3 separate regions of the Homo sapiens genome follow, and regions 1 and 2 are each linked to region 3. Evidence: chromatin loops called from intact Hi-C (ENCODE). Cell type or tissue: A673. All regions are shown on one strand.

Region 1 (8,000 bases), 170 kb before region 3:
GCTTCTGGAGTGAGCACTGAATCTCAGATCAGCTTCCTCCTCAGTCTGCATAGAAGGCTGGAAGTGCTGTCAAACAGGGTCCTGAACTCTTGGGGGCAGGTTGGGGAGTCTGCCAGTCTCTATTGGCAGGTTGGCCAATAGGGACGCTATTCCCTGTTGGCCACCACTGCCATGACGGGAGGACCTGGGTGGGAGGTTTCTGGAGCTCAGTGACAACCACCAAGCCAGCATGTGTGACTAGGGCTGGGTTTGAAGGAGGAGCTCAAGGCAGTAAGAGAAATGCAGCCTCAGTGGTTGAGGTCCCTCCACATTCATGCCTTTAACCAGCTCGACCCTCTCCAGCCCCTTAGCAGAGACAATGAAGCATCCCTGCTTCCCTGCCCATTGGCTGGACCTTCTGTGCTCAATCCGACCTCACTTTCTGCTTCCAGTTCCTCGTTTCAAGTGGAAATCTCACAGTTTCTAACCCTCTTGGCAGGGCTTCTGTCTTTTGCTCTGAACTCTTCCTGAGACTTCATGTCAGGATTCAATCTCTCTAGTTTTAACCCCTCTGGTTCTTCCCATCCTTGAACCCACCTCGCCTGGCTCTAGCCCATGGGTCTTCTATATGCATCTGCCTAGACCCTGTCCCCTGTGAGAGAAACTGACCATGGGATGATGGGTGTTCAGGGCTGCCTTCAGGATGTGGCTTCAAAAGGCAACTGCCCCTGAGTCCCTGTGGTGCTGAGGAAGGTAAGGAATGGGGACAAGGAGGACAATGACCATGCCCCAGAGCAGGCTTCTGAGGAGGTGTCAGGGAGGACTCTCCCCCTGTTTTCACAGGCCCCAAAGTTTGCTGGACGGGCCTGGTGGTGAGCAACAGCGTGGTGTGTTTGTGTTCTTGTGGGAGGTGGCAGGAAACAAGCCCAGAGTCAGGGGAGAATTTCCCCGGGTCACCCACAGGCTAGCACTCAAGACCCAGCAGCAGCACTGGGCTTCAAGCCACCAGCCATCCTCTCCAGATGCTGCTCCCTCAACAGGAGAGCAGAAGGCTCCATTCCACCCCACCATCAGTGCCTCTTCTCAGAGTGAAGCTCACTAACTTCTCAGAGTGAGGCTCACTAATGTTCACTAACTGAGCCTTGAAGCACACTTAGGGGAGGCAAGAAGGAGGAGCGCCAGGCCCTGAGTCCTGGGGAGAAGTGACGCTGAGCACCGTTTCTGTACTAAATGCACATGAATCAACTTGCCACTTCCTCTAGCTCAGGACTTGTCCCTGTCACCTTTTTTTTTTTGAGATGGAGTTTCACTCTTTTTGCCCAGGCTGGAGTGCAATGGCGTGACCTTGGCTCACTGCAACCTCTGCCTCCCGGGTTCAAGTGATTCTCCTGCTTCAGCCTCCTGAGTAGCTGGGATTACAGCCCCCACCACCATGCCTGGGTAATTTTTGTATTTTTAGTACAGATGGGGTTTCACCATGTTGTCCAGGCTGACCTCGAACTCCTGACCTTAGGTGATCCACCCACCTCGGCCTCCCAAAGTGCTGGGATTACAGGGGTTTGCCACTGTGCCCGGCCATCCCTGTCACCTTTAAACAGCATTGTCCACAGCTTAATGTCTGCAGGGCCAGAGCATGGCCTCTCTCCATGTTCCTGTGAAGAGCCTTCATTGGAATCATCCTGGGCCATAGAGCTTTAACGTGCTGTCCAGCTAGCCCCTCCACTAGGGCAGCAAGGAGAAAGAAGCTTATTTATTTATTTATTTATTATTTATTTATTTTAAGTTAAAGCAACAGCAACTCAACTAAATGGCAAGGAAACAAATCCAGACAGTCCCCCACTTATGATGTTTCCATTTACAATTTTTCAGCTTTACGATGATATGAAAGTGACATGCATTCAGTAGAAACCATACTTCTATACCCATACAACCATTATGTTTTTCACTTTCAGTACAGTATTCAATAAATTACATGAGCTATTCAACACATTATTATAAAATAGGCTTTGTGTTAGATGATTTTGCCCAATTATAGACTAATGAAAGTTCTGAGCACACTTAAGGTAGGCCAGGCTAAGCTATGATGTTGGGTAAATTAGGGGCATTAAATACACTTTTTAATTTTAATATTTATTTATTTAGAGACAGGATCTCACTCTGTCACCCCGGCTGGAGTGCAGTGGCTCCATCTTGGCTCACTGCAACCTCCACCTCCCGGGCTCAAGTAATCCTCCCACCTCAGCCTCCTGAGTAGCTGGGACCACAGACACGCTCCACTATGCCCAGCTAATTTTTGTATTTTTAGTAGAGATGGGATTTCGCTATGTTGCCTAGGCTGGTCTTGAACTCCTGAGCTCAAGTGATCTGCCTGCCTCAGCCTCCCAAAGTGCTGGGATTACAGGCATGAGCCACCATGCCTGGCCTAAAAATGCTTTTGACTTACAGTGTTACCTACCAACAGTGAGTTTATTGGGACATAGCCCCATCGTAAGTCAAGGAACATCTGTAAATCAATTAAAAAATGGACACAGGACCTGAACAGACATTTCTCAAGAGAAGACATACAAATGGCCAATAGGTGTATGAGAAAATATTCATCATTAATCATCATGGAAATGAAAATTAAAACCATAATAAGATAGCACCTCACACCTGCTAGGATGGCTAAGGATGTGGAGAAAAGCAAACCCTTGCACATTTGGCGGGGATGTAAGTTAGTGCAGCCATTATGGAAAATAATGTGGAGGTTCTTCAAAAAATTAAAAATAGAACTCCCGTATGATCCAGCAATCCCACTACTGGGGATATGTCCAAAGGAAATGAAATCAGTATGTTGAAGAGATATCTGCACTCCCATGTTCATTGAAGCATTCTTCACAGAAGCCAAGACAGGGAGTATCCATCAATGGATGAATGGAAAAAGAAAATATGATGTATATACACAATGCAATACTATTCAGCCTCTAAAAAGAAGGAAATCCTGTTCTTTGCAACATGGGTGGACCTAGAGGACATTAGGTAAGTGAAATAAGCCAGGCACTGAAAGCCAAATACGGCATGATCCCGGTTACACGGGGAATCTAAAAAAAGTCAAACTCATAGAAACAAAGAATAGGATGGTGGTTACCAGGGGTTGGGGGTTGGGGGGCTTGGGGAGATGTTGATGAAAAGATTAAAATTGTCATTTAGACAGGAGGAAGAATTTCAAGACATCTATTGTACAACATGGTGACTACAATTAATATATTGTATACTAGAAAATTGCTAAGAGTAGATTTTAAGTATTCTCATCACAAAAAATGTATGTGAGGTAATGCACGGTTAATTAGCTTGGATCAGCCATTCTACATGTCAAAATATCAAAACTTGCTGTACACACAAATGCATACAATTTTGTCAATTAAAAAAAGTTACGGATTTTATCTAGACAAAAACAAGAGATATAAGAGAACAAACCAACACCAGCAGCCACTGTGACCATTTGAGCCCACCCGTGGGGGGACTGGTACTTTACACGTGTTGTATCTTTTCTGGCTCTCTCTCTCCAACCCTGCAGGGCAGGTGGCATCTCTACTTAACCATGAGGGAACAGAGGCTCAGCCAGCATGTTGAGACACCAGAATTCAAAAGCCCAGTATCCTCCCAGGACTCCATTAAAGCAGATGTGCAGAAGGCAGTACGGCCGGAGCACAACCAATGCCCCTGGGGGAGGCCCACGGGACCGTTAGGAAAATAAGACAGGCACAGGAAAGAGATGTCCAGCGTCTGAAGACAAAGCCACAATGAAAGCCACCATTCTGGGGTTGGGAAGGTAAAGAACTTCAAACCAGATAAATGAAGACTGCAGAAGAAAGAGGAAGAAATGGAAGTTGCTCTCTGACAGGACAACATGAATTTGGCAAGGGGTGGATTAGGCCGAGTGCTATCCACGGTGATGAAACACAGCAGCCGGTAGTCATGAAATATTTATGAATGGGGAGAGGATGCTGCATTCTGCAGTGCAGCACAGGGGAAACCGAAGTTTCAAGAATACTGTAATAGCAAAACCCTCCATTAATTATCGGAAGCAAGCTGTAATGCCAGTTCCTATGGCAACAGGGTCCCCAATGGATTTTGTGCTTTTTTTTTTTTAAGCTGCTCCCATTTACTATGGTACATTGCATTTATTTTCTATCGGAGGTTTTGTGCTTGTCTTCTGCAAATGAATTCATCCTGTCCTCACAGTGGCTGGTGTGGAGACCGACAGGCTGGGGCCTGGGGAAGGTTAAAGATTATGCAACTTTGAGCTAAATGCTCTGTAAGCACATTGATGACTGCTATGAGCACCTTCACTTCTGAGGGGAAAAGGAGGGGAGGGCAGGAAAGAGGTGTGGAAGGGAATAACTAGGGTGCATGGCTAATTAGAGGGCATCTATCCCAGCCCCCACACGCATGGTCTTTGGAATCCAGGCTTGCACCAGGGAAGAGTCCTTGAACCCAGCTGGGCTCTCCAACAACGTGCCTGCTGCAGCTGCAGTGGAAGCTGATAATTGCTCAGAAAGCTCAGACACAGAGTCCTCTGGGGTAAGGGTGCTGGAGAGAACAGTGGCTTGGTTCCCAGAGGAGCAGGCTGCCCCTCCCAGAGAAGCACTCCACCTGTAGGCCCAATCTCTCTGCACCGCCCCCCCCCCCCACATTGCTTATCAGCTCCCCCTCAGTGTGAAGTGGGAGTTTAATCTGGTGGCCCTTTGAATGCGGGTCTTCCAGGGGAGATGTTCTGTGTTTGCCTGGCCATGGGCTGCTGTTCACAGAAACATTCTGTCCCAGGCCACAGGAGCGCCTCAGAGCCACCCTGGGGTGTGGGCGAAGCGGTCAACAGCGGCTTCCTCCATCCTTCCCCGGATGAATGACTGACAAGTTGATGGCGGAGCACCCCGCCGCTCACTCAGGAAGAGGCTGCCTCCAGGTGGGGAGCTTGTACGTTTCCCTCTCAGGGCTGCAGCTGTGGCTTGGGAGGTGTCCTGTCTTTTTGGTGGCCTCATGAGGGCTGTGTGAGTCCTGATAAATGGCATAGGATGGGGAGTCCCCTTAATGGGGGACAGTACAGGTCTCCTGTCCGTGGGGCTATTCCAGGTTAAAAATAGATTCTACCGCTGCAGAATGATTATGCTGGCTCTACTGTGCTTTCTAAGTCACCAAAGGGACTCACAAGCATGTGTGAGTAGAACTGGGAGGATGCCAGAAGAGGGATGAAATAAAAATTGTGTACGTATATGTTTCTTTTTGTGGAATTCTACCTGGAGCCATAGGAGTACGACTTACCACTCAAGAGAAAGGCTGTGCCCAGAGCCAAGGAGGAGCTGTGGAGACGTTTCTCCCAAGTCATCCGTTCTCCCTATTTAGACTTCAACCTTAGGACGGACCTTCAGGCATCCAGGCCACCTACTGACCTCTCTGGCATGGGTGGGAACCGGGAGCTCGTTGGTAAGCAGGAGGATTCAGGACTATCGAGCGAACACCACTTCCTCCGTGGCACGCACCGCGCTGTGTCTTTGGGCTCATCATCTCATCACCTCTGCACAGGAAGATTATCTCCCCCACTTCGTGATGAGGAAACGGAGGCTCCAGGAGGCAAGTCATTGCCCAGGCCACACTGCTCCTCAGAGGCAGAGCTGAGATCAGAACTCACTTCTGTCTGACCCCAAAGCCTGTGCCAAACGCCTTGCTCGCTGGCCTCTTGCAGGGAAGGGCAGTGTCCCATTGCAGCCAGGCCCCAGCACAATACCAGGCTCTGCAGGCCCTGCATCACTTTCCCAAGGCCCAAAGGGGGCACACCACAAAATGCTGGGGGTGTAGGAAGAAGATATCAGAAATTCTAGTTATGATTTCCTCTTATCCTAGTAAAATACCAACTTCTATGTCTGTGTTGTGATGCATTTATGAGCTCAGCAGCACATTTATAGAATTTATAAATCAATAAACCTTCACATTGTGGAATACATGCTCAAGTTTATTTTACTGATATTGGAAGTGAGCAAAAAGACTAGAGTATCATGTTCAAGATAGTGACCAGGGACCACCCCAGGGCTCCTCGGGGACCAGAAAGGATGGCTTGCCGAGGGTGGCCTCCATCTTCCCTGCAGCATTGTTTGTTCCCCGGGATCCTTCCAGGCCCGCTCAACTCTGATCTCAGTCCCCTGTGCATTTCTGTAGGAAGCTCGCTTTTACTAGACCTGAGAGTTCAGGCAAGCCCTGTACCCTCGGGAGGCCGGCTGTGTGCTCTGCTGTTGTTTGCTCTCTATGGGGGCTCTCCAGTGGTCCAGCGGGCATTACAGGAGCACAGGGAGGACGAGGGGAATGGAGAAGGGGGATTGAAGGGCACATACACTTAGACCCCCACCGGCCACCTACAGAAGGCCTGAGGGGACAGCCCTTTCTGAAGTGATGCCTTCCTCTGTTGGGAAGCCAGGAGCCTCCCCTGGTGGGACCCATGAGGCCCTGGGGGTGGGGCAGGGTATGTGGGACGGGCACAGAGCCCCTTCAGTTTCCTTCTCAGGCCAGAATCATAACTGTCCATGCATTCCTTAAAAGCAGAGAGGGACCCTCTTCTTCCCCATCCATCAACAGCCTTCAGAGTCTAATTACATGCATAGAGCTTCAGTTCCCTTCTCTGTAAAATGGGGCTAATACTAATAAGACCTCTTCAGGGCAGTGTGGGAAGTCAATGAAACTCCATCTCTAAAATCACCCAGCAGATCATAGGATCTTGAAGTAAGCACAGTGTTTGGCATACAATAGGCACTCATCAATGCTGGTTCCTTTCACTCTCTGCCACTTGCTGCCTGTGCATGAGTTAACGTCCCAATGCCTCAGTTTCTTCATTTTCAAATGAAAGATGATGCCTATCCTCAACTTCAGATGAGATCAGGCACGTTCAGGGTGGTATGGCCATAGACCCCAACTTCAAAACAACAGGCACATCCATTCAATTCAGGTAGCACCCACCAACTGTACCATGGGCTTAAGAGGCAGGAAGAACATGGTGTGAGCCCACAGCTTCGGGTCCTGTTGCTCACTCTCTGCACATCCTTGTGCAGTTATCTGGGGTCACTTGCTGGCCTTTTTGAGTCTCAGTTTTCTTATTTGTAAGCTGGGGATAGTCATATCTCATTAGATTTTTAGGAGGACTAAATGGGACAATAAATATAAAATGCTCAGCACAAAACTTAGTCTATGGTCAGTGCTCAACAAATATCAGTCACTGATAATAGTAGAACCACCTGGAAATGACACTGTCATTTCCAGGCCCTCATGAGGATTCTCATTTACTCGTCATACTAGCCCTGCAAAATGGACACTATTGCTTCCGTTATACAGATGAGGAAACTGAGGCTCAGAGAAGCTAAGTAACTTCTTCAAAGTTGCCCAGGCTGGGCGCGGTGCCTCATGCCTGTAATCCCAGCACTTTGGGAGGCCAAGGCAGGCAGATTACTTGAGGGGAGGAGTTTGAGAACAGCCTGGCCAACATGACAAAACCCCCTCTCTACCAAAAATATAAAAATTAGCCAGGCGTGGTGGCACGTGCCTATAGTCCCAGCTACTCAGGAGGCTGAGGCAGGAGAATTGCTTGAACCAGGGAGGAAGGGGTTGAGCATGCCACTGCACTTCAGCCTGGGCAATAGAGCAAGACTCTGTCTCAAAAAAAAATAAAAAAATAAAAAAGTTGCCCAGTGACAGAGCCAAGTCTTGCTTTACAAGCCTAGGCTCGCTCTCCTACACTAACTACCTGGCCCCATGCTGCCCAGTCCTGGGCTGGCTGCAGGAGGCTGCTGCATTACCCACCTCAAACCACACAAGCACTGGCAGTAACAAGAGGCCGTAGAGAACCTAGAGTTCTCCAGTGGGTGTGGTTCTCTGGCTGCCGTGGGCTGCCAGGGATCCCTTAGATCACAGACTCCACAGTTCTTTCTTGCCACCTCCAGAAGTGAGGCTGCAGCCCCATGAGCCAGGCAGCAGGAAGGGAGGAAGTCTCGCTTCTTGCC
Region 2 (8,000 bases), 100 kb before region 3:
TGGTTTAGTCTTGGGAGAGTGTATGTGTCGAGGAATTTATCCATTTCTTCTAGATTTTCTAGTTTATTTGTGTAGAGGTGTTTGTAGTATTCTCTGATGGTAGTTTGTATTTCTGTGGGATCGGTGGTGATATCCCCTTTATCATTTTTTATTGCGTGTATTAGATTTTTCTCTCTTTTTTTCTTTATTAGTCTTGCTAGCAGTCTATCAATTTTGTTGATCCTTTCAAAAAACCAGCTCCTGGATTCATTAATTTTTTGAAGGGTTTTTTGTGTCTGTATTTCCTTCAGTTCTGCTCTGATTTTAGTTATTTCTTGCCTTCTGCTAGCTTTTGAATGTGTTTGCTCTTGCTTTTCTAGTTCTTTTAATTGTGATGTTAGGGTGTCAATTTTGGATCTTTCCTGCTTTCTCTTGTGGGCATTTAGTGCTATAAATTTCCCTCTACACACTGCTTTGAATGTGTTCCAGAGATTCTGGTATGTTGTGTCTTTGTTCTCGTTGGTTTCAAAGAACATCTTTATTTCTGCCTTCATTTCGTTATGTCCCCAGTAGTCATTCAGGAGCAGGTTGTTCAGTTTCCATGTAGTTGAGCGGTTTTGAGTGAGATTCTTAATCCTGAGTTCTAGTTTGATTGCACTGTGGTCTGAGAGTTTGTTATAATTTCTGTTCTTTTACATTTGCTGAGGAGAGCTTTACTTCCAAGTATGTGGTCAATTTTGGAATAGGTGTGGTGTGGTGCTGAAAAAAATGTATATTCTGTTGATTTGGGGTGGAGAGTTCTGTAGATGTCTATTAGGTCCGCTTGGTGCAGAGCTGAGTTCAATTCCTGGGTATCCTTGTTGACTTTCTGTCTCGTTGATCTGTCTAATGTTGACAGTGGGGTGTTAAAGTCTCCCATTATTAATGTGTGGGAATCTAAGTCTCTTTGTAGGTCTCTAAGAACTTGCTTTATGAATCTTGGTGCTCCTGTATTGGGTGCATATATATTTAGGATAGTTAGCTCTTCTTGTTGAATTGATCCCTTTACCATTATGTAATGGCCTTCTTTGTCTCTTTTGATCTTTGTTGGTTTAAAGTCTGTTTTATTAGAGACTAGGATTGCAACCCCTGCCTTTTTTTGTTTTCCATTTGCTTGGTAGATCTTCCTCCATCCTTTTATTTTGAGCCTATGTGTGTCTCTGCAGGTGAGATGGGTTTCCTGAATACAGCACACTGATGGGTCTTGACTCTTTATCCAATTTGCCAGTCTGTGTCTTTTAATTGGAGCATTTAGTCCATTTACATTTAAAGTTAATATTGTTATGTGTGAATTTAATCCTGTCATTATGATGTTAGCTCGTTATTTTGCTCGTTAGTTGCTGCAGTTTCTTCCTAGTCTCGATGGTCTTTACATTTTGGCATGATTTTGTAGCAGCTGGTACTGGTTGTTCCTTTCCATGTTTAGCGCTTCCTTCAGGAGCTCTTTTAGGGCAGGCCTGGTGGTGACAAACTCTCTCAGCATTTGCTTGTCTGTAAAGTATTTTATTTCTCCTTTGCTTATGAAGCTTAGTTTGGCTGGATATGAAATTCTGGGTTGAAAATTCTTTTCTTTAAGAATGTTGAATATTGGCCCCCACTCTCTTCTGGCTTGTAAATTCTTTTCTTTAAGAATGTTGAATATTGGCCCCCACTCTCTTCTGGCTTGTAGGGTTTCTGCCAAGAGATCTGCTGTTAGTCTGATGGGCTTCCCTTTGAGGGTAACCCAACCTTTCTCTCTGGCTGCCCTTAACATTTTTTCCTTCATTTCAGCTTTGGTGAATCTGACAATTATGTGTCTTGGAGTTGCTCATCTCGAGGAGTATCTTTGTGGTGTTCTCTGTATTTCCTGAATCTGAACGTTGGCCTGCCTTGCTAGATTGGGGAAGTTCTCCTGGATAATATCCTGCAGAGTGTTTTCCAACTTGGTTCCATTCTCCCTGTCACTTTCAGGTACACCAATCAGACGTAGATTTGGTCTTTTCACATAATCCCATATTTCTTGGAGGCTTTGCTCATTTCTTTTTATTCTTTTTTCTCTAAACTTCCCTTCTCGCTTCATTTCATTCATTTCATCTTCCATCGCTGATACCCTTTCTTCCAGTTGATCGCATTGGCTCCTGAGGCTTCTGCATTCTTCACGTAGTTCTCGAGCCTTGGTTTTCAGCTCCATCAGCTCCTTTAAGCACTTCTCTGTATTGGTTATTCTAGTTATACATTCTTCTAAATTTTTTTCAAAGTTTTCAACTTCTTTGCCTTTGGTTTGAATGTCCTCCCGTAGCTCAGAGTAATTTGATCATCTGAAGCCTTCTTCTCTCAGCTCGTCAAAGTCATTCTCCATCCAGCTTTGTTCCGTTGCTGGTGAGGAACTGCATTCCTTTGGAGGAGGAGAGGCGGTCTGCTTTTTAGAGTTTCCAGTTTTTCTGTTCTGTTTTTTCCCCATCTTTGTGGTTTTATCTACTTTTGGTCTTTGATGATGGTGATGTACAGATGGGTTTTTGGTGTGGATGTCCTTTCTGTTTGTCAGTTTTCCTTCTAACAGACAGGACACTCAGCTGCAGGTCTGTTGGAGTACCCTGCCGTGTGAGGTGTCTGTGTGCCCCTGCTGGGGGGTGCCTCCCAGTTAGGCTGCTCGGGGGTCAGGGGTCAGGGACCCACTTGAGGAGGCAGTCTGCCCGTTCTCAGATCTCCAGCTGCGTGCTGGGAGAACCAGTGCTCTCTTCAAAGCTGTCAGACAGGGACATTTAAGTCTGCACAGGTTACTGCTGTCTTTTTGTTTGTCTGTGCCCTGCCCCCAGAGGTGGAGCCTACAGAGGCAGGCAGGCCTCCTTGAGCTGTGGTGGGCTCCGCCCAGTTCGAGCTTCCCGGCTGCTTTGTTTACCTAAGTAAGCCTGGGCAATGGCGGGCGCCCCTCCCCCAGCCTCGCTGCCGCCTTGCAGTTTGATCTCAGACTGCTGTGCTAGCAATCAGCGAGACTCCGTGGGCGTAGGACCCTCCGAGCCAGGTGCCGGATATAATCTCGTGGTGCGCTGTTTTTTTTTGTTTTGTTTTTTTTTTTGTTTGTTTTTTTTTGAGACGGAGTCTCGCTCTGTCGCCCAGGCCGGACTGCGGACTGCAGTGGCGCAATCTCGGCTCACTGCAAGCTCCGCTTCCCGGGTTCACGCCATTCTCCTGCCTCAGCCTCCCGAGTAGCTGGGACTACAGGCGGTGCGCCGTTTTTTAAGCCCGTCGGAAAAGCGCAGTATTCGGGTGGGAGTGACCCGATTTTCCAGGTGCCGTCCGTCACCCCTTTCTTTGACTCGGAAAGGGAACTCCCTGACCCCTTGCGCTTCCCGAGTGAGGCAGTGCCTCGCCCTGCTTCGGCTCGCACACGGTGCGCGCACCCACTGACCTGCGCCCGCTCTCTGGCACTCCCTAGTGAGATGAACCCGGTACCTCAGATGGAAATGCAGAAATCACCGTCTTCTGCGTCGCTCACGCTGGGAGCTGTAGACCGGAGCTGTTCCTATTCGGCCATCTTGGCTCCTCCAGGCCAATTTACTTTCAAAAATACCTGCATCCAGGAACTCTCATGCTAGCAGGATGAGGTAATGACTATTTCCCATACTCGTGTCAACTTTGAGCAATGCTAGGAATTTCCATATGTCCAAACAACTGTTTATCAGGAAATGCAACAAGGTACTTTTGACACTGAGCGTGAAAGGAACTCATTGAACCAAAATCTTCCAAAAAGACTGGAACATAAGAGAGCGGATGAAGAGCATAATAGAAGAGAAGTGCCAGGGAGGAGGATTATCTTAGGCAGAGCACACTGAGGATGGAGAGTTACCAGCCCTCCCGAGCTGTCGTTGGCACTGAACCAATGAGAGCCATTCATGTGCCTGTCTGTGCCTTGTGTTTTTCTTCTTCAACATATACTTTAGAACATCCATTCTGTGCAAAGCTCTGTGCCCACAGCTGTTGAGATGCCAGATGCATGCTGTTCCCTGCCCTGAAGACCCCAGCAGTCAGGCCAGGGAGAGAAGACATTCTTAGACAACCCAACAGTCGTCCCTGGGGAAAGGTGAGTGGTGCCCGATGAGGGATTGAATAAGAGAAGACATCACCATGGGCTACAGTGGTCAGGAAAGGCTTTGGAATAGAACAGCAAATCTTTATGGAGCGTTTACTGGGTACCACGCAGTGTTTTAAGCACTTTCTGAATCACTGAATATTCACAGTAACCCATATTAGGTAGGCACTAATAGTACCTACAATTTACCAATGAGAAAATTGAGGCACAAGAGTTGAAATACCTTGCACCAGGTTGCGGAGGTGGTGGTAAATGGGGGAGTCAAGCAGATGGGTTCTGGATTCCTTATTAACCGTGATTCTATGCAGCCTTCACATTTAAGTTACTATCAACGTGTAACAAATCACTATGACCATAGTTGCATAAAGCAACTGTTTTATTATGCTCCCAAATTCTGTGGGTCAGGAATTTGGATAGAACACATCAGGGACAGCTTGGCTCTGCTCCACGTCTGGGGCCTTGACTGGGTGCATGAACACCGGGGGTTGACTCAATATGACCGGAATCACCTGGAGGCATCCATGTGTCCAGTAGATGATACTGGCTGTCAGCTGGGACCTCAGCTGTGGCTGCAGCTGGAACACCCATACGTGGCCTCTCCAGGTGGCCTGGGCTTCTACACAGCATGGTGGCCTCAGAGCAGTCAGACTTCATACACTATGGCTTAAGGCTCTAAAGGCAAGTGTCCCAGCAAACAAAGAGGAAGCAGCATTGCCTTTCCTGAGCTAACCCTGGAAGTCCCACAGTCTCAAGCCCACTCAGATTTAACAGGAGGGGATACAGACCCCTCCCTCCACCCAAACTCTCGATGGGAGGAATGTCAAAGAATTTGCAGCCATTTTTTTGGTAATAGACTTTACTTTTAAGAGCAGTTTTAGGTTTACAGCAAAATTGGTTAGAAGGTACAGAACTTTCCCATATATCATATTGCCTGCCTTCCACGGCAGTCTTTTTTTTTTCCTTTTTTTTTTTTTTTTTTTTTGGAGTCTCGCTCTGTTGCCAGGCTGGAGGGCAGTGGTGCGATCTTGGCTCACTGCAACCTCCGCCTCCTGGGTCCAAGCAATTCTCCTGTCTCAGCCTCCCGGGTAGCTGGGACTACAGGCACACGCCACCATGGCTGGCTAATTTTTTTGTATTTTTAGTAAAGATGAGGTTTTACCATGTTTGTCAGGATGGTCTTGATCTCTTGACCTCGTGATCTGCCTGCCTCAGCCTCCCAAAGTGCTGAGATTACAGGCGTGAGCCACCGTGGTCTGGCGTGGTACTTTTTTGTAGGAAGGGCTCTCTTCCTTGTATTTCCATATGGCAAGGTCACTTTGCTTGTCGTCAGATGGAGTATTATAAAATAAAGCCAAACTCGTCTATTTGTGCTTACACTGGCCTTTCAGATTAAACAAATCCTTAATATTGGCAAAGGGCCTGACAAGCCTTTAGTATTAATTAATTCTTGGAAGTCTCTGGGGAGAAGGTAAGTATTCTTGGGAACTGACAAAATGAATTGTTTCATTAAGCAGGTAAACCATTCCTCTAAGCCCTGTGCCAACTTCTGACCTGTGAGTTCTCTTTGTATCAGGCTGGCCAGGGGCCCTCAGGCCATGCCAAGCTTGTAGGCAGAGCTGGACGAGGGCACGATGGGTCACGTGCGTGTGTCTCTTTTCTTTACTGTTCACTGCCAGGCTCTCTCCAGGCTTTTCAAATTCCAGGCTTTCCCTACTTTGTAAGTGAATTTGACCAGCATTTTCCTCCCAAAGTCACAGTTGAGTGTTCAAAATGAGGATCCACTGGTGTCTGTTGCTGATGTGGCATAAAGGCTGCTTGAGTGGAAGGAACATCTGTCCTTGATAGGCTTCTACTATTTTCCAGTAACTTATTTTAAAAATTTACATCATTACTTTACACATGGGAAGGCTGTGTTTGCTTTCTTCTCTCTGCTCTTTCTCACCCCATACCCAATAGGCCCAATATCCCTCAATCTAGAAATAGTCTGGAGGTGTGGGTGCCCAATCACAAGTCATCCAGATTTTCACTGCCCATCGAATGTGCAAAGAATTGGGATTCTTGCCTGATATCCTTGTCATGTGTTGTGTACTTATCCTTATTGTCATTCTTCGGACTGGTTATGGAGTTTATGGCTAAGGGGAGTATAGACCCTCACCCTCCTAACCCACTTGCTTGCAGCAGCTTTTTCTGCAGGTGTGTCTGTCTTGGTCACTGGGCTGGATGCCTGCCTATTAAGCAGGGGCCTCCTCTTAGCTACTTTCTTCTCCTGATCAAGGCTTTGCTCATGACTGATGCCCAGCATTGGATCAGGGCTTTGCTCATGACTGATGCCCAGCATTGGATCAGGGCTTTGCTCATGACTGATTCTCAACATCGTAGACATGACTTAATTTGCCAATGTTCAGTTCTCTTCTAACTTTGGATTACAGTTCTGCATGCCCTTGAATTCAGGACAGGTGGGGTGATGGGTTCTAGACGATGACATGAGGATAGACGTGATGTGTGTGCCTTCTGGGATAAGGCGTTTATTTGCCAGAACTTGCCTTATTGGCCCTTCCCTTTCCTGCCATGGGGAACACTGAAGCCTCACATAGAGATGGCTCTGTCATAAGATGTTGTGGTAATTTTGTGGAGAAGACCTCCCTCCCCACCACCAACCCATGATGGGCATGTTGCATGAGGGAGAAATAGCCTCTCAGTGTGTTCAGCCTCCGAGATTTTGGTGGTGTTTGTTGCTATAGCCTATCCTAGCTTATGGGTTGGCAAACTATGGCCCATGGGTCAAATCTGGTCATTCACTTGTTTTTGCAAATGAAGTTTTATTGGGACACAGCCATACCCATTCACTTATATATTGTCTACACCTGCTTTCACACAGCAATGACAGCAATGAACAGTTGTGACAGATGCTGCATGGTCTAGAAAGTAGAAAATTGTACTATTTGGCCCTACAGAGAGAAGGTTTGCTGATGCCCACCTATCCTGACTGATACACTCGATAAAAGTCTCTTGAATTATTAAATTGACAATGAAAAGGTAGAAGCCCAAAGCTGATGCTAAAATAATGTGAGATAACTTTGCACGATAATCAACGCAGCTTAATTGGCAAGCATTGATTAAGCGCCAGTTATGTGTCAGACTTGGGGGAAATGATTTTTCCTTGGGGTCCTAGGGGTTTGGGGATGGCAGGAGGTGTTGCTGTCCTTCTTAAGTTTGGGAAGTAAAGACTTGAGGTGCGAAGGAGGATGTGACAAGAGGATTCAAACCCCAAGGATTCTGCATGAACTGAGGGATTTATCACCACTGTCTCCATCGAAGTCCATTCATTCACCAAACATGCTGTGAGCTGTTGTCATTTACTATGTATGGTGTTAGCTGAATAGATGGCACAAAGGATTATTAGGCAATTACAATATAGTGTGATGGGTGTTAGGATTGGAGTGTGCAAGACACTGGGGAAGGATATACCCTTGATAGAGCCAAAATGGCAACTGGTGTAATTCCCTGAGACTGAAGCCAGGTGAAGGCTGAGAATTGCTTGTTGGCCAACTGTAGTACTTAGGGATTTTCTTCCCTAGGGAGAAAGCCCTGGAACAATCTCTTTACACCCTAGATTTGCACAGCAGTTCTCAGATCCTTGCTTTAGGCAGAGCCCCACTGCTAAGTCTTGTAACACAAAAGAGCTTTGCCTATGCACAGCTTTCTCTGGTTCTTTTTATCCTATCCTCCCCTGACAGGCAGCCTGGAAAGAAGCATCCTATTGATCATGACAGCACAATTGGAACTTGTGGATTTTTTTTTTTTTTTTTTTTTACTCCAGGGTCGGGAGGAAGAGGCTGGTGGCGTCCCTTCCTCTAGGGTGGGAGGTAATGAGCGGTAGATACCCACGCACTGACACGATCATCAGCGTGGA
Region 3 (8,000 bases):
TTTTTTGTCCTTAGAAATTAATTCTACAATGTCTTCTTTTTCTCACAAACACCATCACCCCACGTTGAAATGAAGCTGCTGTCTCCTCTGAATGCACACATGGACAAAGAAGGGCCCTGAGAAATCCCTAGTACACATACATCCTGAACCCTCAGGCCTCACTGGTGTGATGTGTTCCCTTAACTAAACTGGTACAGTGCAAATAATGACTTGTACTAGTTTTCTATTTGCAGTTTTAACAAATTTCCACAAATTTGATGGCTTAAATAATAGGATTTTATTATCTTGCCATTAGTTCTGAAGGTCAGAAGTCTGACATTGGTTACTGGGCTAAAATCACTGGGGCGCATTTCTTTCTGAAGACACTAGGGAGGAATCAGTTTTCTTTTTTTTTTTTTTTCTAGTTTCTAGAGGCTGCCCAAATTCCTTGGTTTCTGGCCTCTTCCTCTATCTTCAAAGCCAGCAAGGGTGGGTTGAATCTTCCCATCACATGACTCTGACCTCTTCTTTTTTCCTCTTCCACTTTTAAAGACCTTTGTTATTACATTGGCCTCTAGGGATAATCCAGGATAAACTCCCTATTTTAAAGGCAGCCGATTTAGCAGTCTAATTCCACCTGCAACCTTAATTCTCTTTTTACCACATTAACTAACACATTTACGGGTTCCAGGGATTGAGTCACAGACATTTTTGCAAGGACGTTTTTCTGCTTACCACAGGACTTAAATTTATTTGTTGTGTTTTTTCTTTGTGTTTCTTTGCCTCAAAATAGTAATAGAACAAGCAAAGCGAAGTGATCTCTTAAGGCAGGTTCCCCAAACAGGTTAGCATTCAAAGGTCAGCTCTCGCTCTTGCTCCTTGCTGGTCTTAGGCAAGTTACTAACCTCTCTCCAAACCTCAGCTCATCATCTGTAAAATGGGGATAATACAATCCTCTTACAGAAATTGTGAAGGAGATGGGATGATGTTTGTAAAGCTTCACCGTAACACCTAGCATGTAGTAAGTGCTCAATGAAAGTTAAAGTTTTTAAAAAGTTAGAGTAAATGTGGTGGGGTGGGAGTGATGAGAGAGAAGAGACAGTGCAATCTAGATCTCTGTACCCTGAATCCCCCTAGATGGTTCAGCCTTCCTTGTCGCTCTCCATGGGTTGGATCCTGCTCACAGAAGCCTCTCAGACTCTCTGGGTGGGTGGGAGAGGAAAAGAAAAGTTCAGCTGTCATCTTTGCCGCCCTTGTTCTGTGGTTGCTGTTTTCTTTTCCTTTGCTGCCTCCTTCCATCGCTGGCCCTCCACTGCAGACAGGCCGGGGGATCGCAGCCTCGGTGCAGAGCTGGCTCAGGCTGAGTGTCCCGAATGGAAACTGCAGGAGCAGTGGGGAGACATGCAGCTGAGCCCCACCTCTGCCAGTTCACAATCACTCACTGAGCCAGCCCAGCACGGTCCAAGCCCTAAACTCCCCGAGGCATTTTGATTAGATTAGCCAGTGAGAGCCAGGGTCTTCCAGGACTAGTTATGCCTGACTTTGCACAAAAGTCACTCCCTGCGAAGCCCTTGCCACTGCTCCTGGGGAGGGGAACCCAAAGTCCAGCTGACCCTTCCCCACCAGTGCAGGAGGACACTCTGGTGGTGATCAGGGCCTGGGAGGGACCCAAGGAATCTAATGCAGATGGTGGGAAAGCCTGACCTTCCAGAGCAGCAAGGTTACTTACTGGGTTGACAAAAAAGGCAAAAAGTGTTAGCATACAGTGTTGATAAGGATGCAGGGAATCTCTACATCCTTTGGGAAAGTAAACAAACATCTTCTCAAATGAAAAGCACACATACATACCTTTCTGCCCAGCAATCCAACTTTGATCAAGCCTATTGTATTGAAGAAATTAAAATACTAGTACATAACGTTGTTTGAACAGGAATATTTATGAACACAATACTTATACAGTACAAAAAACCTTGAAAAACTTAAATATTCATCAATAGAAGGAATTATGTCACCATTTAAAAGGAGATATTTAACTATTGCTCTTGAGGAATTTGGTTGCAGAGAAATACATATTACAATTTTGCAGAAATGAAACAAAGCGAAACCCAAAGCCAACCTCCATATATGTATGTGTGTATATGTGTGTAACAGCACGGGGAAAGGCATGGAAGAACACACGTCAACCTGCTACCATTTATTAGTGGAGGGAGGATGTTTTCTTCCCTCTCTGTACTCTTGAATTGCTTCATTGTTTACAATAACTTCATTACATTTTTCAATGTTGGGAGAGGAATTTAAGATAAATGGTGGGAGTGAGCGGGGGCAGGGAAGAGAAGTTGTCAAGGAAGATACAGGAGAAATCCCATGCTGGGAGAACCTGGCCACTCTAGTTGGGGGTTTGCAGAAAGCAAAAGCCAGGGGTCTGGCCTGGGCACTGAGGGGGATGGGGTGGAGTAGAGTCTGGGGGTGCACACATTGTTGAGCGACCTGGCTATTTGAACTCAAGGAGCTTATCTAGAACATCCTTTGAGAAGGCCAGAGAGGATGATGGATCACTGGGTAGTAGCCTGCAGTAAGAGGAATTTAAAACGCTTTACCATAAAGAATAACTGCTCCCAAAATATTAAAAGAATGAGGTTCTCAAGGTTATTTTGAAGAATTCGGTGAGATCCACCTGAGGAAATTAAATTAGTACTACCTAGCACGAGGTAACTGGCATGTTGTCCGAAAGAGCTTTACCTATACTGTCTCATTTGATACAAGGTACAATCCTATGAGGTAAGTATTATTATCGTTATTTTACAGAGGAGGAAACTGAGGTATAGCGGGGTTCAGTATCCCGCCCATGGTCATGCAGGTGGGAACAGGAGTGTTCCGGCTCCGAAGTCCTGGCTCTTGGAAGCCACACTAAAGGCTGCGTCCTTCCAGGGCGCAACTCTGGGCGCAAATGTTACACTCTCCTCCCCTCACCCGGTGGGGGTGGAGTGGGGAGAAAGGGCCTTCTCCGTGCGCCTGCCGGGATGGCCGGAGTTCGGTGGGGCCAAGCTGAGGTTCCTCTCCTGGGGCTGGGCAGGGTTTGGGCTAACTCTTCTCCCGCCGGCATTCGGGTTTGGGGGCCGAGGCTGCCCAAGAGTTAACCTCCAAAAGGGCCCTGCAGGGGGTGCTTTCTCTACACTGTTCTTCTCTTGGGTAGTGGAGGGGTTGGTGGGGGAACCACAAGCTACAAGATTACAAAGTTGCTAGACTCCTTAGCCTAGGGAGGTACGATGATTTGGGACCGGGTGTGGAGGTGTGGGCGGGGTGGGGGGTGCGGTGTCTTCCGGAGCCCTAAGCTGGCGTCCTCAGCCGCTCCTTTCCGTTCCTACCCCCCACCCCCAGCTCACCACTTCGTTTTCACGTCTGGGAGGGGAGCGGGGGGCGGTGATGGGGAGGAGACCAACGCTTTGATTTCCCCTGGTAGGTGTTCTGAGTGGCTAGGGATCCTTCCCTCGCGTGCCCCTGGGTCGGGGCGGTAGACAGCTCCAGAGGATGGACGGCCAGCGTGAAAGCTAGAGCTCGTGTATTGTAGGGAAAAGTGGGGGTGGCGGGGAGATAATGGTTGAATACCTTCCTGATATTTGAGGGAGAATTCGGCAAGGGGGAAATCTCTGGCTCCATCTTTGGCTGACTCATCGGATTTCCTGGGGTGGGCTCCGGGAGAAGGCTCGGGGCTGGCGCTCCTGCCTCGGTCCGTCCAGCACCAAGACGCCAGGTTCCCGGCGGCCCTGGCCCTCTGGGGGTACTGATTACAGTGGAAAGATCTCTGCGTCCGCAGAAGGAGAATTTGTGTCAAGGTTCTTGTGCGCCTTTTCTTCTCTGGGGGTTCTGAATGAAAATAAGTCCCAAGGTCATCTTTGTCCCTTAGCTCTTGCCCAGAGCTCTATCTGCGTCTCCAAGCTTCTCCATCATCTCCTTTTGTGTTTCAGGTGATCGCCCACCTTTCTTCCCTTCTAACCCTACTTCCGGATCTTTTTCCCCCTCGTTTCTCCCCGTGTCCCCCATTTTCCACGCTCGAGTCCTTTTTCTCGTGCCAGTTTCCTCCCTCCGTCCGATTTCCTTTCCCACGGGCCCTGGAGTTCCTCGGGCCCAGGCAGGGCTCTGGAACTGGCCTGACATGTTCATAATAAGGATTGTCAGACACGGTACTCAAGTGAACTACCTTGTCTTGAACTTACTAGGACAGAGGATGTGATAAAGGAGGTCCTTCTCTAATCCCAACAGCTCCTCAAAGGCTCGAAGCCAGCCTGAGTGGGCCACTTGAAGAGCCACGGGCTGTGGGAAGATACGGAGAGGCTACTCCGACGTGGGGAGGAGGTAGGTATGACGATGTCCTCTGTGCCTGAAGCCCACTCCGTCCCACTCCCAATACTCCCACCATCTCATCAGTGGGGCATGCTCGCCCTGGTTAATGTCATCTCCCTGAACTGCCAACGAGGCTAGCAGCTTTGCTGCTTAAAACCGGTAACATCAACCAACATATGGAGATGTCATCATGATTAAACGGCAAATTATAGCCGAAGACGGCGCGATAATAATCTAAACAATCACCACAAGAAGAAACGTTCTCTAACGCTCCAGTTGCGGAAGCCTGCGTTTCCAAGACTCGCGGCCCTGCGTTCCCAGGGATATCTCCGTGCTCACGTGAGCGTGGTCCTCGGCTTGGGACAGACAAGGGAGCCCCAGACAGGACGATAAGGTTTGGAGATTCCCAGGGCGATCTGGGACTCCGTGGCGTGGGGGCTTGGAAGCGCGTGGAGGGGCTGAGAGAGGGGAGAGGGCGCCCTTCCTCTAGGGCGGCCCCGTCTGGGAAGCAGTTGGAACAGCAGTAGGAGCCAGGGGTTCCTAGAGAAGAACCCTGTTAGGAGAGCAGACCAGCCCGCGCTCCCAGTCCCCGCCCCCTCGCCCCTTCTGCCCCGCCCTTAGCCTGCCTCTTCCTAGATCTTCCAGGACATTGATTTCCGAGTAGGAAGCCCGCGCTGCTAGGGGAGGGGCGTCCTCTGTGGGTCGTGGGGGGGTTTCCCTTCTCTCCACAGTCGGAGCAGAAGGGCGCCTGCCTTTTATTTTGACAAGCAATGGGCTTAGTTGTGAGCACTTGTTTGCCCCCAATATGTAGAGGAAAAGATACTGATAGGAGGCGGCGTGCTACGATGGCAAAAATGGAGAAGACCCTCCCTCTTTATCCTGGTTCTCCTCCTTGTTAAATAGATTCGTATTTAAGATAGGCACAGACATTCTAATTTGAATTCCAGGGGTTGAACTCCAGTTAGAATCATCCTATTTATACGCAGACCGAAAATAACCATTGAAACGAAACCAACAAAATGCAACTATTTTCCAAAACCCCGAGCGTTTGCTGGTGGGTGACCACCCCGCGCAGGTAGCGCGGATCTGCTTTGGTTTTGACTGAGAACCCGGGTTTTGACTGAGACCTCCGTCGGGAGGAGGGGACTGGGTGGGAGTTAGCGGGCGAAACGATTCCCCGGAGTGGCCCCGAGCGGCGCGTGCGTGAACGCGCGGCCGTAATATATGCTGCCATTAAGAATCCGTGCAGCTTCCAGCGCTCCGGGCGCAGGGACGCATGTGTTGCTGGAATTCAATCCGTGGGGGGAATGCAGATTGGGCTGCGACTCACTGGGTTTGATTTATGAACTGTTACACTAGCAATTGTTTACACATTGCATTTCAGAGCCCGGGCCCACCCTCCCCGCAGCGGGCGGCGGGCTTCGTGCGGGAACCTGCTGCAGCCCCCTTGGTCTCTCTCCATCCTCCTCCCTTCCCCCGTCCCCCCCCCCCGGGGCCCCCGCAGCTTCCTCCCACAGCCACCTTCTCCAAGAAATCAGATTTCGATTTCTCTGAACCCAGAGACCTGCATGCAGTTCTTTCTCCCCCGCCTACTCCAGGCCTGCAGTCCCCGGACCCGGGTCGCCTCTGCCCATTTACTCCGGAATGTTTACTTCTCTTTAAGGCCATGCGGGGCCTATAAATAGGAGAGGTGGAATCAGCCCCACTGCCAGATCAATAGGGCCCGTCTCCTCGCCATTTCAGCTGAGCTGTCTTATTAATTATGAAAGGATTCACCTGATCCCTGCCAGGGAACACAGCCTCTCGGCCCCTCTGCTGGAGCCCTTAATGGCGGTTCCTTCGCAAGCTGCCTCTGGCCACCGCACAGGAAGAGGCGAATCGTGGTTAGGCCGAGCCTGCGAGGATCGTGGTTAGGGCTCCGGCCCGCCTGAGGCGGGGGCAGACGGCCGGCCACTGGCATTGTCTGCCTGTGCGAGCAAGCCCAGTTCCTCTAAATCTCAAACAGAAAGAATCTCTGCTTTGTAATTAATTTAAAAACAACTTTCATTTTCTCTTTTTTAAGGAAGCACGGTTTCGGGGAAGTGGCCAAGTGGCTTAAGTGAGGAGGGTCTGCTTGAAGGTGGCAGGTCTGCTTGAAGCGGCTTCCTGAAGAGGTGAGCTTATCACCGGCATCCTGTGTCCCTTCAGGTTCCCTGAGAACTGGGTCAAGAAAGCAGGTTGGGGTAGGAAACAAACGACACCCCCATTTCAAACAATAACTTTTATTTTATACTTCTCTATACTTTGTAGCAAATCTTTTTTTGCTGAATTTAATTTATAATAAACTTTTTAAATTACATCTCTCTCTCTTTTTTTTTTAAAATCAAGGCTCTTTTATGTCAAAATCTTTTTTTAGCTATATTTTAGATTAACATTTAACATCCCCCCCTTGTGATCTATACCGTTGGATATTCAGGTATTACTGTGTGTGTAACAGCTAAAACAAGAGGGAGGAGGGAAAATAAAGGCAGTGAACTTGGACGGATGCATCAACAACAGCAGATAAAGCTAACCCCTCAGTGACCATAGCAGCATGTCTTCTGGAAGCCTTTACTCTTACCCCAGAGATTTCCTCAGCCCCTTCCCTCTCTCCCTCCTATCCTCCAAACACAAAGCCAACAGTCTGTCCTTTCGCTTTTCTTGAGGAGAAATGTGCAGTGGAAATGATCAAAACAAGATACTGTGGAAGAACGACGTGAGCGTGAATTATTCACCGTATGTTTCGTCCGTGGACATCTCTCTTGAATTCATTCCCCTGGCCTTCTCCTCTCCTCGCCTTCCTATTAGGAGGAGCCCATCATTTTTCATGTTACTAGCATGATTAATATAGTAGGTGGCCCAGGGCCGTTCCTGAGATTCTTTTGCCAACAAAAAAAATTAATAATAATAAAATTAAAAAATGGGGTGGGTTTGCCGTTTTCTTATTTGTGTGTGAAGACGGACTAAAGCTGAGGTCCGATTTTGGCTGTGCTTGCTTGCTCACTGATTGGTAACATTTGGCAAATAAAACACAAGAAATCAAACGAAATAAAAAAGAGAATCAGGATTTCCCACAATCCTATATGAGTGTTTTCAGCATCACAGAGAATCACAACGTCCCCAAAGAACTAATGGATCTTCCTCTCGATTTCCGGGAGCATGGAGTGAGTGTGGGTGGGCGCGCGGGGGGAGCTGGCCCCACGCTCAGAAGGAAAGCCAGGTCGCTAAAGCTGCCGAGAGAGACACCAGGAGCACCGGGAACGCCGGGAGCAGGGACCCCGCCGCCCCGTTGCCGCTGCCGCAGAGTTCGAATAAGCTGCCTTGGATGTTGAGGTTTTTGGATTCTTTTCTCAGTTTATCCCACATATCTTTCGCCCCTTCCTGGCAATCCGTAAGGGCTGTGACCGTGCAGCTGTGGAAATCCTCCCAGTATCTGGTGAGGAACAGAACAAAACAGAACAAGCAGGTTCACTTGGGACGCCGGGAACACCCCGGGCTTGCGCCCCTGCGCCTCCCCGCTGGCGGCCCCGCCAACTTCCCGGGGTGTCCCCTCCCTACCTTCTCTTCACCGCCCTGGCGCCTGGCCTGCGCGAGGTCGGGACTCGCGGGACCTCCGCCTACCCCAGAAGCGGCTGTCTAAAGCGGGGGTGGGGGGGCGCCCC

What was found. Peaks named below come from ENCODE experiments on the same cell type or tissue, not always from the same donor. Only the 100,000 strongest peaks of a DNase experiment are listed, where the experiment ranks them.
Region 1: it touches region 3 in a loop (2.4-fold over the local background); 3 of 110 quality-filtered maps call a loop at or near these places.
Region 2: a loop joins it to region 3, with 3 times the contacts of the local background. A loop is called at or near these places in 4 of 110 quality-filtered maps.

What each region holds. Positions count from the first base shown.
Region 1 is chr6:5,823,609-5,831,608 of GRCh38, forward strand. LOC124901250 (a long non-coding RNA gene) reads left to right here and starts at 2,935. Exons shown (of 2, transcript XR_007059424.1): 1 at 2,935-2,997; 2 at 3,536-5,955. In A673, no CTCF peak of the experiment used is centred here; a DNase peak (open chromatin) is centred at 3,983.
Region 2 is chr6:5,888,870-5,896,869 of GRCh38, forward strand. It overlaps LOC107986516 (a long non-coding RNA gene), which reads left to right and starts at 2,699. Exons shown (of 2, transcript XR_007059427.1): 1 at 2,699-4,078. RefSeq lists an enhancer at 2,637-3,266. In A673, no CTCF peak of the experiment used is centred here; no DNase peak of the experiment used is centred here; H3K4me3 peaks cover 735 bases; H3K27ac peaks cover 768 bases.
Region 3 is chr6:5,991,434-5,999,433 of GRCh38, forward strand. It overlaps NRN1 (neuritin 1), which reads right to left. Exons shown (of 3, transcript NM_016588.3): 3 at 6,566-7,771. The coding sequence ends at 7,543. It overlaps LOC105374898 (a long non-coding RNA gene), which reads left to right. Exons shown (of 2, transcript XR_926413.4): 1 at 1-4,332; 2 at 6,383-6,658. Among named protein-coding and RNA genes, the nearest start is that of NRN1, 11 kb to the right of the region's middle. RefSeq lists enhancers at 6,418-7,617, 7,275-8,000. In A673, CTCF peaks have their summits at 3,141 (motif pointing right) and 4,802; DNase peaks (open chromatin) are centred at 4,938, 5,548 and 7,978; H3K4me3 peaks cover 3,096 bases; H3K27ac peaks cover 3,083 bases.